Linked DNA regions of Homo sapiens: region 1 is linked to region 2. The links are chromatin contacts, found by Hi-C or POLR2A ChIA-PET in ENCODE. All regions are on one chromosome and are shown on one strand. Each heading gives the region's core, a stretch centred on a gene start or an enhancer-like site at or near the end of the contact. The rest is flanking DNA. Distances are from core to core; before and after follow the strand shown. Region 1 holds the start of FOSB (FosB proto-oncogene, AP-1 transcription factor subunit). Region 2 holds the start of ZFP36 (ZFP36 ring finger protein).

Region 1 (6,511 bases), core at 3,210-5,709, 6.1 Mb before region 2:
CTGCTGGAAGGCAGCCCCGGGCTGAGAAAAAACACCTCCTGAGATGGAGTCCTGGTGGCCATGGGAGTTGGGGCAAGGGTCTTGCCTTCCAGGAACCTCAGTTTCCCCCATCTGTCCAAAGGATGGTACAGAAGGGGCCAGGTTTATGGGGAAGTTTCTGGTGTGCAGGAGGTTTGTTGAATGAATGAACAATCGTTATGTGGTTGGTTTTGTTTTGCTTTTGAGCCAGAGTCTCGCTCTGTCCCCCAGGCTGGAGTGCAATAGTGCAATCATGGCTCACTGCAGCCTGGACCTCCTCGGCTCAAGCGATCCTCCCACTAAAGCCTCCATAGTAGCTGGGACCACAGTGGTGTGCACCACCATGCCCAACTAATTTTTTTTTTTCTTGGTAGAGACAAGTCCTCCCTATGTTTCCCAGGCTGGTCTCAAACTCCTGGGCTCAAGCAATCCTCCTGCCTTGGCCTCTCAAAGTGCTGGGATCACAGGCATGAGCCACTGTTATGTGTTTTTAATGTGTTCCCTTCTATTACCCCTCCCTCTCTACCTCCCGGGGAAGAGAAAAAGTAGAGAAGGAAAGTTGACAATTCCCTTGTTCCCTCAAGGAGTAACAGCTCACCCTGCAGGCATACAGCAGGGAACTCTCAGACCAAGGGAGGACGTAGGAAGGGAGTGGGTTTTGGGGGATGCCACCAGCACCAGGAGAGCTGTGGGTGGCTAGGGCAGGAGGTGGAATAATTTCATTTCACAGGCTTTCCAGAGTGTTAAGGGTAGAAAGAGCCCGGGAGATTTGATGAGGGTTTGCAGAGATGGAGAAACTGAGGCAAAATGGGTTGTTACTTGCTGAAGACCAGATGGGAGAAATGATGGGGGCGCCCCTCTCCTCAAGGGCCCCATGTGGCCCCTTGGGATGAAATGAAGGCTAGGAGAGTAGTCCGTGGGGTCAGGAAATGGGGGGGGGACCAGGAGTTGACTTAAGTCCATGGGGGTCTGTGTTTGTGCCCTGGGCTACCCAGTCTGGCCACAGCAGTACCTAGTTCCATGTGTGGAACGTCTAGTTCTCAACCCAGGATAAGGGTACAGGTGGAGAGGGGGCAGAGAATGGGGAGAGAGCTCCCCTCAACATCCCCTCTCCCACCCCAGGGCCTGTCCTCACCGCCTGGAGTCGGTCGGTCAGCTCCCTCCGCCGGTTCCTGCATTTAGCTGCTGCTAGTTTATTTCGTTCCCGGCGCACCCTTCGCTTCTCCTCTTCCTCTGGGGTGAGCTGAGTCAGGGAGATAGAGGCCATGAGATTTGGGGATACAGCACTCCTCCACCCATCCCGAACCTCTACTTCTTTCAGAACCCCCAAGAGCCAAAAAACAAGCCTCCGGTCCTCGCTCGTGTAGCAAGGATCTTGGGGTTTCTGTAACACTGAGGCCTTAGTGGAGCCCCCCTCCATTCATAAGAAACTTCCTGCCTCTCTTGCTTCCCCCTACCCAGGCCAAGTTCTGATGTCCCTTACTCACCGTCTCCTCTCGGGGTCTCCTAGGCCGGGCTCGGGCTGGGCGGGCAGGCCCAGGCCCACTGGTAGTTCCGCTGGTGGAAGGCCCACCACTGCCACTCGCTCCGCCACTGCTGTAGCCACTCATGCCTGGTGTGGAGTAGCTGGTTCCCGGCATGTCGTAGGGGTCGACGACCGGGGGCTGGGAGGCCAGTGGCTGCCCCTGGGACTGGGCCATGGAAGAGATGAGGGTGGGTTGCACAAGCCACTGGAGGTCCTGGCTGGTTGTGATCGCGGTGACCGTGGGCACGAAGGAACCGGGCATTTCCCCGAGACCGGCGCACTCCTACGGGGTGACACATACACACACAGGCGTAGACACACAAACAAAGACACCGACACACACACACCCAACACACATAACACACACCGACCCCGTGAGTGAGCACAGGGTGAGCGAGTGTGGATGTGTGTGTCACAGGGAAAAAGCCACAACACCCACCCTTCCACTACACCGTGACGCAGTGGTTAATGAGAGGATTTCTGCTCAACTGGCTTCTACCTCCTCCTTCTTCCTCGGGGAAAGGTTGCACGGTTCCAGCGGGTGGTGAATCACACCCCGGGTTGGTGACTCTTAGGTATGGGGGGTGGAGAGGAGGCTGGACACAGCCGGGTGACAGAACCCCCGGGACGGAGCCACAGCCACACACACAGCCACAACACCCCACCCCCACCCCAGAGGCAAGGGGAGGGAGAAGGAGAGGCCTTAGGCCAAGCCTTCCTCTACACTCACACACATACACACCCCCCTCTGCGCGAGGTCCCATGCAGGGGCGGGGGTCCCAGTCAAAAGGGTGTTTGGGGGACGGGCCTAGGAGTTTAGAACAACGTTTCAAGTTACTGTCTCTTCTCAGAGTGAGACTGACGAGTGACAGTTTAGGGTGAACGGACAGGTAGATAAAAGTAACCACTGGAGCTCTCTCAGATTGTCGCGGAGGGGGAATGGTGCGGGACCTGAGCCCCCAAGCCTCAGCAGCGCTCATCTCCCCCCTCCCGTAAATGGACTCCTGGAACTGCTCTGAAGGCTTAACTACTCTCTCGGGGGGCGTGGTGAGGGAAGGGCTGGCTCGCCGACCAATCAGAGTCCTGGGAACCCAGAGGGGGCGGAGCTCCTGGAGACCACCTGGCTGGTTGCCCTTCGGTTCGCGGTTCTAGTCCTGTCTTGGGACACACCGGAGGAACCGGGCATGAGGAGCAGAGGGAGTGGGAATGTGTCTGTGTGTGCCTGGAGAAGAGGGTGACAGCCACCGTATCTCTCCAAGAAACGCCAGCACACAAGCAGACACCCCCTTCTCCTGAGAGCCCAGGGACTAGATCCCCGCAAGGGCCTCGCAGATCCATTGGGTCGCAGACAGGCGCTCTTGTCACGACAGGGATCCCCTCCCTCTGCCTCTAGAGGCGCCGAAAAGAGACCCAGCCGCCAAGGAACCACGGGTTCCGGGGACAGAGAGGGGGGAAGGAAAATGCACCCTACAAATAGGAAGGGAAAGCTGATTGGCCAAGGCGTGCGCCCCGGCGGCCAATCGAAACGCCGGGCTGCCCCCTCCCTTAGCAACGTGGCCCCGGCGTTCCAAAATAGAACGCTCCCGGGACGTCAGGGGCGGGGCGGACGAAGGGGGCGCCGCGCGCCGTGCGTGCCCCGCGTCAGACGGAGGATTCCAGCGCGTCAGCCGTTACGCACGGGTCCCCCGTTACGTCTCCGCGCAGGAGGCGGAGGCAGCGCGGCTGAGGGTTCGAGGCCCCTCTTCCCGATGGGTGGAGGGCGACCCGGCACCGAAGTGGGCGCTCCGAAGGAGGAGGAAAGGAAAAGAGACTGCTGGAAGCTTCCCCGGGATTTCCCCCACCTGCCTAACTGCGCTAGCTTCAGGTCTGGGACCCGAGCAGGGGGCAGTCCCGGGGCCGGCTCAAAGTTCTCAGCCCCGCTACCGCATACACGTTGCATTGAGCAGCGCATTACCCACCCCACCCCCACCTCGCCCCAAAGCCTACCCTCCCTGCCGCGTTCCCTCCTTGCGCTCCACGCACGCAACCAATTGCAAACATCTCCCGACTCTTTGCAGTTTGCAAAGTGCGCTGTGAGCCTTTTCCATCTCAGATCTAGGGTTCTGATGCGCCTTTTTGTGGGGGTTGGGGTTTATTCTTTTCACCCTTGACTTAAAAAATAAAACCTACAAAGCAGCACCCCTACTATCAAAAACTTACCTGGGAGGCGGCGGCGGTGGGTGGACTGCCGAAGGAGTCCACCGAAGACAGATATTGAGACTCGGCAGAGGGTGAGGAGCTGCACCGGGAGCCGGAGTCGTAGTCTCCGGGGAAAGCCTGAAACATTTCCCTGGGCACAGGGGGGCCCCTGTGACCACGCTGAGGTCGCCGGGAAGCCAAGGCTATGGCCGGGTTGGGGAAGTAAGGTGCAAGTCCGGGGTGAGCCGTGGGAGTCCCCGGTGAGCTGAGCGAGTCCTCAAAGTACGCTGTCCGGGGAAGCTCGGGGAAGGAGCAACGTCCCGTTCCAACAATGGCAAAGTTTCTGTGCAGTCTTCCTGCGGTGCCCAGGCCCCCACAGGATGCCGCTGTACCTCTTGAAAGTGCAGGCTCCGTAGGACCCAGGGGCGAGGGAGGGGTTGCTCCCCCAGGGGCAGAAAGCGCTGTCCCGCTGTACAGAATCAGCTTCAGCTACGGTCTCCTCCACGCGTCCGGCGGGTCCCACGGGGGGAGGGGAGTAATAAAGAAGACCAAAAAAAGTAAGTCGGTCCTCCAAAAGAAAATGAAGAAATATCTGGAAGAATCTTTCCAAAAACTTTCTCCCCGGAAAAAAAAAGATTAATGAAATTTCATAACCCCCAAGAAGAACCACAACAATCAAGTTTCCAAGTCTTGGTTCCGCGTGTCCCTGCCGTGGCCGTAGCTCTGAGTCTTATGAATGAAGCACAGACCCGCCAGCCTGTATTTATATGCCCGGGACCCGCCCCCCTGCTTACGTCACCCGCCCCTTGCTGGACAAACTTCCCCAAATCTCCGGCCCCGCCAAATCGAGTCCCGCACTGTCCAGCAAGAGGTCTGTTCTAGACTCGATCTGGTCACTTGCATGACCCTCGGGGCCCTGGGGGTCTCGGGGGTTGCGTTCCGGGCCACTCGGCGGGAGGGGATCCCGGCCCCGCCTTCCCGGAGTTCCTGTGACGCAATTAGCCATATAAGGAGCTCGGCCGGCGCGGCGGAGTGTTTGTTTGGTATCCTAGCAATGACGTCAGAGGGAATCCCTCGCTCGCTCGCGCGCGCGCCCGCGCCCCGCCCGCGCCTGCGCAGTGCAACGCCGCCCCGGGGGCTGGTAATAATAGGCGCTTAGACTAGCCCCGCAGGGACCCCGCTGACCCGGGCGGGGAAGACCCCAGCCTGCAGGTCCCCTTCACCTCTGGCGCCCCCACCTACCCTGTTCTACCGATGGTGCAGCGCCCCCATTCGAGAAGAAGAGCAGATCTCCAAAAGGAGACCCTGATTAGTGTGGTGTGGTCACGTAGGTGGGGAAACTGAGTCCCGAGCGGGCTGTGATGCTCAGGTGAAAGTGGAGGTAATGGAGGGATTCCGAGGCTCGTCCTGGTTTCTGTCCTGATTCGCTGTGCGAGCTTAGGAAATGTTTTCCCTCTCTGAGCTTTAGCTTTAATCTTCCCCGCTGGGCAAAGGATGTGTGTCTTGGACCCTGCTGGCCTTACAGGTCCGGCGTTTGGGAGGGATGCGGATTTGGAGGAGATGGGAAATGAAACTTAGAGAGAAGCCTCTCTTCTGATGGTGTTGGTAGCCTCTCCTTCCACCTTTTAATCCACCCGGAGACAAAGAATGTGTAAGAGGGAGGGGATATTATTATTAATTCTAATAATAATAATTAATGCCTTGTATTTGGCACTTGCCAAGCACAGCTCCTGTGCTACGCCTTTCAGTAGAAGATTTGTAATCCTTAAAACAGCTCTGGAAGGTTAAGAGAGAAAAATCTTCATTTTATAAAAGAAAAAAATGATACTCAGGGAGGTTAAATGACTTGCCCAAGATCCCATCACAAGAAATTCAAACTCAGAATTGTCAAACTCCAGATTTCCTACCCTTTCCATTTCTTTTCTGATTTCTGAGACCTGCCTGGTTGGATGAAACTCCCTGAAAAACCTGTGTCTGGGGTTTTTTTAAATGATAATGGCAATATTAGTAGCTTTCACTTGTCAGGTCTTTTTTTTTTTTTTTTTTTTTTTTTTTTTGAGACGGAGTCTTGCTCTGCCGCCAGGCTGGAGTGCAGTGGCGATCTCGGCTCACTGCAACCTCCGCCTCACCTTAGCCTCTCGAGTTGCTGGACTACAGGCGCGGGCCACCACGTCAAGCTAATTTTTATATGTTTAGTACAGACGGGGTTTCACCATATTGGTCAGGATGGTCTTGAACTCCTGACCTGGTGATCCGCCTGCCTCGGCCTCCCGAAGTGTCGAGATTACAGGCGTGAGCCACAGCGCCTGGCCTGTCAGGTCTTTCTAAGCTTTACAATCTCCTTCTTACTGCTCTTAGCATGTACTGTTGCAATCTTGGCTCACAGGGGTACAGGTGACTACCTGAGCAAATCTTCTTAGCAAATGGGGTTCATGAATCTGACGTTTTTTTTTTTTTTTTTTGACAGAGTCTCACTCTGTTGCCCAGGCTGGAGTGCAGTGCCACAATCTCGGCTCACTGCAGCCTACATCTCCTGGGTTCAAGTGATTCTCCTGCCTCAGCCTCCCGAGTAGCTGGGATTACAGGTGTGCGCCACCACACCTGGCTAATTTTTGTTTTGTTCTGTTTTGTTTTTTGAGACAGAGTTTTGCTCTTGTTGCCCAGGCTGGAGTGCAATGGCACGATCTCGGCTCACCGCAACCTCCGCCTCCCGGGTTGAAGTGCTTCTCCTGCCTCAGCCTCCCGAGTAGCTGGGATTACAGGCATGTGCCACCATGCCTGGCTAGTTTT
Region 2 (6,649 bases), core at 4,008-6,507:
ACTTAGATGAATGAACGTTTCTATCTTTTGAATTATTGGGCTCAAAAGACTCCTAGGGCTTTGGCGACGGTCCTTTGGGTGTTCTGTATTGTAGGGAGGTGCCGTTTCCGTCCCAGCCACCAGGTGGGGGTATCGTCTCTTATTAGATGCTCTGGGCATGGAATTGTGTGCAAACAGTTTGACTTCTGTAGAGATGTGGGTCCTCGGCAAACTGTATATGACTCTGCCTCCTCTGTATTTCTCTGTCTTTTTAATGCCTCCTTTACAGATGAACATAGCTATCTGTCTTGGAGTTTTCGACCTCTGTTGAAAAGGAAAACTATGTTTTTGAGTCGACTTGTTTTTTCAATAAATATTGAACATTCACTATGCCTGGCTTCCTTTAGCTGTGTGTAATACAGCAGTGAACAAGTAGTCCCTGCCCCTGAGGACGCGACATTCTAGTGGGGAGGCAGATTGCTGTCAACATAAGAATTAAGTACATTTTAATGTTAGGTGGTGATGATAAATGTCATGGAAAAAGTCGAGCAAGGTAGGGAGGATGGGGTAGTTGGAGGTGGGGTGTGGATTGCAACAGCAGTGGTCAGGGAGGATCTCACAGAGAAGGCAACTTTTGAGCAGAGACATGAAGGAGGGGAGTGAGCCATGGGGACACCAGGGGAGTGTTCAGGCAGAGGGAACAGCTAGTGCAAAGCTCCTATGGATGAAGCAGACCAGACTTGGTAGAGCAGCTAGGAGGCCAGTGTGGCTGGAGCAGAGTGGCCAAGGGGGAGGGTAAGCGATGGGTGCCAGATTGTGTGGGCTGTGGGGAGGACTTCGGACTTTGACTTTTATGTGACCTGACTCAGGTCTCATAACAGGCTTCCTTTGGTTGTCTCGTGGGGGAGTGGAGAAAGGAGAGACTGAAGGCAGGGGCTAGAGCAGAGACTGGGGCTGGGGCTGCTATGAAGATGCAAATGGCAGACGATGTTGGCTAGGACCAGGGTGGGGGTCATGGTGGGGGCAGGTGGATAGTGGATCTATTTTGCAGGTGGATCAGACAGGATTGCTGTTGGACTGGGGTGTGGATTTGAGAACAAGGTGTCAAGGGATACTCCTGGGTGTCTGGCTTAAGCCCTGGTAGATGGTGAGAAGTGCCGTTTTCTTATATGAGGGATTTTTTGGGGAAGGGGCAGAGAATCAGATCTGGCTAAAGGAAGGACCAGAGATGTTGTTCTTTCAGTCTCCAAGACTGTTTCTGCAAATGTCTCTTCACTGCTTGCTCTTGGTCTCTGCCCCTCTGCTGCCTTTGCATCTCAGGGGTTCTGACTCCCTCTCGCCTGATCCTCTTCTACTTATTAGGGCCTGAGCCCTTTCCCACAAGGGAAGCAGTTTCCTGGAAGAGGAGACCAAATGTCAGTGAGCAAGGGGAGTGGGCCAAGGAGGCCTGAGAGCAGGAGGGAGGCTTGAGGAGGGTAGAGAGAAGGGAGAGGAGGGAAAGGGGCTTCAGAGGGAGAGAGAAGAGGAGAAGGAGTAAGGCTAGGGGGAGGAGGGGAAGAGGACAATGGGGAGTGGGAGGGCAAGGAAAGGGTGGAGAGGGAAAGAAGGACGGAAAAAGGGAGAGAAGGGAGACGGGAAGGAGGAGAAAGGGGGTAAGAGACGGCAGGATGGGGAGGCTGGAAGTGGGAGAGGAGTAATGAGGGAGGGGACAAATTGGAGGGGGAGAGAAGAACAGAAGGCAAAGGGTGTAGGGCGGGGCAGAAGGGTGCAGAGGAGGAAGTGAAAAAGAGGAGGAAGGGTGAGGGTAGGGAAAGGAGAGAAGAGGGAAGTGAGAGGGAGGAGGGAGGAGTGCGGGGCAAGGAGAAAAAAGAGGGGTCGCAGGGGGCGAAGGCTGGGCGGCAGGGCCGAGCCGCAGGCGCTGACGCAGGGCGGCTTCCGGGCGCGGGGCCCCGGGGTTGGTCCCGACGACGCTGGCCTTGTATGGTCTGAAGACGCGGCTCCCCCGGGGCCCCTCCTAGACGCGCGGCCCCTACCCACACGCCCTGGCCTCGCGGGGCCGACCCTGGTCGGTGTGCGAAGCCTCGGACTTCCAAGGTTCGGAAATGCCAAGACCCGGTAATTCCCGGGCTCCAGGGTCCCGGGTGGCCAGAAATCTGCAACTCCGAGCCACCAGGGGTCTAGAGTCTAAAGCGCTAGGGGATGCAACCTGTGACTCCCAAATGTTGAGATCCTAGCCTCTTGAGACCCTAAACCCGCTTCCCCAACATCCAGAAGGTGTCGAAGCCCCCCCGGAACCTCTAGTCCCGAAACGGGTTCCGCTACCCCAGGCTGCCCCGCCCCGCGCCCGCCCCCGCTCGCTCTGGGCGCGCGCCCCAGCACATTCCGTCCTCCCCACCCGGCCCCTCCCGCCTCCCGCGGCCCCGTGGGGACGGAAACATCCCGTCCCCGACCGCACCCGCCCGAAGCTGGGTCAAGGAGCCCAGCAGGACGGGAGCGCGGCGCCCCCGACGCCCGGGAACTGGCTCCCCCGGTTCCCATCTGGTGACCTCACCTGGTCCCACCCTTTCAGGTGAACGGCCAGGCCCGGTGACGTCACTTCCTGCCAGGTAAGCGCCGCGGGGCTCGGAGAGGAAGAGTTAACTGCACCCAGCTTCCAAAAAGTCACCCCCTCCCTCTCCATTCCTGTCTCTAGACCGCGAAGAAGCCAGGATCCCAGCTTACACTCAGATTGTTTATTTAAAAATGCCCAAAACACAAAAATAGACTTTTAAGGTAATAATATATATTACTAAATATATTATAGTCTACTTATAATAATTATATCGTCGTTTTCAATATTACAAAAAAAGGAAGAAAAATACAAGGGAAGCAGACGACCCAATATATATAAATACTATAAAATCATATTAGAATAAATAAAGTCGTCATAAATAAAGGGCCCATTGATTTATGGGTGGGGTTTGGCAACGGCTTTGGCTACTTGCTTTTGGAGGGTAATTTGAGCACCAGGATTCCCCCTCAGGAGAGGTTCCAGTTACCAGGAGACACTGGAACCTCAGGTCTATAAAAACTGGAGGGGCAGTGAAGGCCTATTATTCACAGCACATAAGATTCTAGGAGACAGATTTGGGCAGGGAAGAGGTGGGGGAGAGGGTTCATTGCCTCCCTTAAATATGCTACAATTTTTTTTCCCCCAAGAACCTCGGAAGACACTCCATCCCCCACCATCATGAATACTGAGCTTGCACACTTGGGGACCTGCCCCAGCGTGAGGTCAGGGGAGTGGGTTAATGCATTCTGGAAAAGGGGATTACTTGATTACTGTCCCCCAAGTCCCCACAGCCCTGGGGTCCATGCAGAGACCACAGTGCAAGAGACGTGGCTCCCCGCTGAGATCCAGCTGATCTGACCGGGCAGTCACTTTGTCACTCAGAAACAGAGATGCGATTGAAGATGGGGAGTCGCCGGGGGGCTGCCACGGGCTGGGGTGGTGCAAAAACTCCCGCCTCGAAGACGGGAGAGTCAGAGCCCCCCAGGCTGCTGCCGCTGCTGGCATATTCATCAGGGTCGGATCCCAGGGACTGTACAGAGGGGGTCCGAACCAGGCCACCCAAGGGCCCCCAGACGCTGATAGGAGTGGCCCTTCGGCAGGAGGGGCAACAGACTGGGGTGGGGTCTCTTCGAGCCAGGGGGGTGCCAGGGGCAGCAGAGAAGGCAGAGGGTGACAGTGGAAGGTCCCCAGGTGGTGGTGGGGAGCTGGAGGGCGAGAAGGAGCTGGAGGACAGGGAAGGGCCGGCCAGGCCTGGTGGTGGTGGTGAGGTCCGGCGGCCAGAGGGCAGGCCGGAGAAGCTGATGCTCTGGCGAAGCACAGGAGGGTGGCCCGGGGCCGCCAGGTCTTCGCTAGGGTTGTGGATGAAGTGGCAGCGAGAGCCGTAGGGGCAGCGGCCCTGGAGGTAGAACTTGTGACAGAGTTCCGTCTTGTATTTGGGGTGGCGATTGGCCTGGCGCAGCTCGCCCAGGCCATGGGCAAACTGGCACTTGGCCCCGTAGCGGCAGCGCCCACTCTCTGAGAAGGTCCGACATAGCTCAGTCTTGTAGCGCGAGGGGGTGGTGGAGGTTGCAGTGGGCGAAGTGGGTGAGGGTGACAGCTCAGGGCCCAGGCGGGGAGCCAGCGGTGCGAAGCCAGGGGGTGGGGGCACCCAGCCACAGCTGCGGCCCTCCACTAGGCTGGTGGAGCGGCCAGGCAGGCGGGAGGTGACCCCAGACGGGCTGGAGTCGGAGGGGCTCAGGCTCCAGGGTCCCGAGGAGCCCCAGCCTGGGCTGGACTCAGTCCCTCCATGGTCGGATGGCACGGGCACGTCAGGGCTCAGCGACAGGAGGCTCTGCGGAAATGGGTCGGTTAAGGCACCTGAAAATGCAGGGCGACGCCCCACCCCAGCTGCAGGGAACTAGAGCTTGCCAGGCCGGTTTGTGGGCTCCCCGCCTGAGCCCCACCCGCCCGCAGAAACCCCTGGGTTCCGGATGCCAGGAACCCAGAGTTGGAGGTTCTGAGTTTACCCACCACCGAGGCCTTATCCCGAGGGACCCAGGAATCCCGGCTTCCCCGGCTGGACCAAGAGGGGGACCCCGAAGTCAGGGCGCACCACTGTTTCCCAATTTTGGGTCTCTTGTCCTCCCCGGATATGACCCACGCGTCGGGATCTCCAGTTTCACAACTGGAGAAACCGGGCAAAGTTGACCTGGAAGTCCGGATTGCTTCGGTTTTAGGGTTCTCTGTCTCTACGGTCAGGGACTGGAGAGACAGAAGTCGGATCCCCCCACCCTGAGACTTCAGCCCCAGAGACGCCTCCGCGCAAAACCACGCCCTCAGCAACGACTAGGGGTGAGCCAGGTATGGGGGCCACTTCCGCCTCCAGGCAGCCTCGGTCTGAGAAAAGTTCTCCGACTTTCCACTTGCATGGGCCGCCCCACCCATGTTTGAGCGAAGAGCCGGGTGTCGCGGGTTCCATTTTCACCTCCAAATCACCAAGCTGGTCTGAGCGGGAGGCAGGGGCCCCAGGCTGGAGGGCGCGGCGCTAGGGAGCCCCAGTTGGAGAAGGGAGGCAAGCGTCCCGGGCTGGAGTTTGCGGCGCTAGAGAGGTGGGGACTCGGACTCAGGCATGCAGGTACCGGGGATGCCGTGCGGCGGGGACTCACCTCGTAGATGGCAGTCAGATCCATGGTGTAACGGTTGGCCATGAGGGGTGTCGGCCGAGAGTGGGAGCGCTGAAGTCAGGCTGAGGCTGGCACCGAGAGCCGGCTACTTATAGGAAACTGCAAGCACGGGGCGGGGCCGGGGCCGGGGCCGGGGGCGGGGCAGGAGGGGCGCTTCCCGGACGCGCGCCCCCGGCGCAGCCTGGCTGGCCCTGGACTGGTTCCCTTCCGCCCGGCCCTGGGCCAGGACGCGCCTGAGCTTGGCCGGTGGACAGCCGTGACCGAGCGGGGAATGCGTGGGGAAGGGGTGGGGGTGCGGATGGGGGGACGCCTGCCCAGTTTTCAAAGCTGGAGACTGAGGCTTGTAGAAGGAAACTGGGGCGGAGGTGGGGGCAGGGCCCCAGGGGCAATTGACAAGAGCAGAAGCCCGATGGGGGTGCGCGTGCGACACAGACGGATGGGGGCGGGGAGAGACGCAGAGGGGTACAGACAGGCAGACAGGCAGAGAGAAAAACATCGAGAGAGACACACACACCAAGAGACATACAGAGAGAGATAGACAGGGTGAGGAAGGGAGGGAAGACGGGGAGACAGAGACAGTCCCAGAGACAGATTCAGAGGGAGAAGAGGGTTGGGAGGATCACAAAAAGAAACAGAAAGGGGCTGAGCGCAGTGGCTCACACCTGTGATCCCAGCACTTTTTGTGTTTTTCTTTCCTTTTTCTTCTTCTTTTTTTTTTTTTTTGAAAGACGGGGTTTCCCTATGTTGCCCAGGCTAATCTCCAGCTCCGGGGCTCAAGCGATCCTCCCACCTCCGCCTCCCAAAGAGCTGGAATTACAGGTGTGAGCCACCAAGCCCGGCCAATCCCAGTACTTTCAGAGGATGAGGCAGGTGGATTACCTGAGATCAGGAGTTCAAGATCAGCCTGGGCAACAGTGAGATCCCATGTCTACAAAAAATACTATTTAAAAAAATTAAAAAGAAAAAGAAACTGGACAAAAAGGAGAAAGACTGTGAGAAATAAGCACTTACGGAAAGAAATCTGCAGAGCAAAGTGCCAAGAAAGAGCCAGCAGGCCTTGGAGGGGAATTCTCTGAGAACTGCCTGCCTTGTGTGGTCTCACTCCTAAACAGCCCAGACAGATAAGGAGACCTGGACTGCTCTCCCTCTCCCCACTTGCTGGGGTTGGGTGGGTGAGTGAGTGGGTTGGGTGGGGTCCAGGATACCTGGCAAGGCTGAAAAGGGGCCTCCTTTCCCAATTCACAGGGCGGCTCTAGCCCCCTCACCCTCGGGCGGATGATCTCTTCTAGGCTGAGTTAAGGAGAACTCACCTGGGCTGAGTTCTAAGTACTTTACGCACATTAATCCTAATGCCAGGTGGTATGCCCATTTAAGGCAGGAGGAAACCAAAGTGAAGTTACTCTCCTGCCCGGCTCACACCTGTAGTCCTAGCACTTTGGGCGCCCAAGGCAGGCGG

What was found. A loop is a pair of places that touch in the nucleus more often than their neighbours do. ChIA-PET counts read pairs that join two places held with the same protein, here RNA polymerase II (POLR2A). Pooled maps may share reads with other maps.
Region 1: a loop to region 2 is called in a map of CD8-positive, alpha-beta T cell, with 10 times the contacts of the local background. The contact joins the promoter of FOSB here to the promoter of ZFP36 in region 2. A Hi-C loop is called at or near these places in 2 of 168 maps with a recorded cell type or tissue (CD8-positive, alpha-beta T cell and naive thymus-derived CD4-positive, alpha-beta T cell) and 3 of 50 pooled maps. POLR2A ChIA-PET finds 5 or more read pairs at or near these places in 1 of 52 experiments (PC-9).

Annotation. Positions count from the first base shown.
Region 1 is chr19:45,465,944-45,472,454 of GRCh38, reverse strand. FOSB (FosB proto-oncogene, AP-1 transcription factor subunit) reads right to left here and starts at 4,459. Exons shown (of 4, transcript NM_006732.3): 1 at 3,743-4,459; 2 at 1,506-1,826; 3 at 1,154-1,261. The coding sequence starts at 3,868. RefSeq lists enhancers at 2,362-2,411, 3,457-4,358 and a silencer at 4,543-4,822.
Region 2 is chr19:39,405,455-39,412,103 of GRCh38, reverse strand. ZFP36 (ZFP36 ring finger protein) reads right to left here and starts at 5,257. Exons shown (of 2, transcript NM_003407.5): 1 at 5,176-5,257; 2 at 2,697-4,361. The coding sequence starts at 5,199. The coding sequence ends at 3,405. It overlaps MIR4530 (microRNA 4530), which reads left to right and starts at 2,426; the gene lies at 2,426-2,481. RefSeq lists enhancers at 404-493, 2,076-2,666, 3,567-4,205, 4,206-4,843, 4,894-5,093 and 1 more and silencers at 1,694-2,013, 2,364-2,423, 5,214-5,663.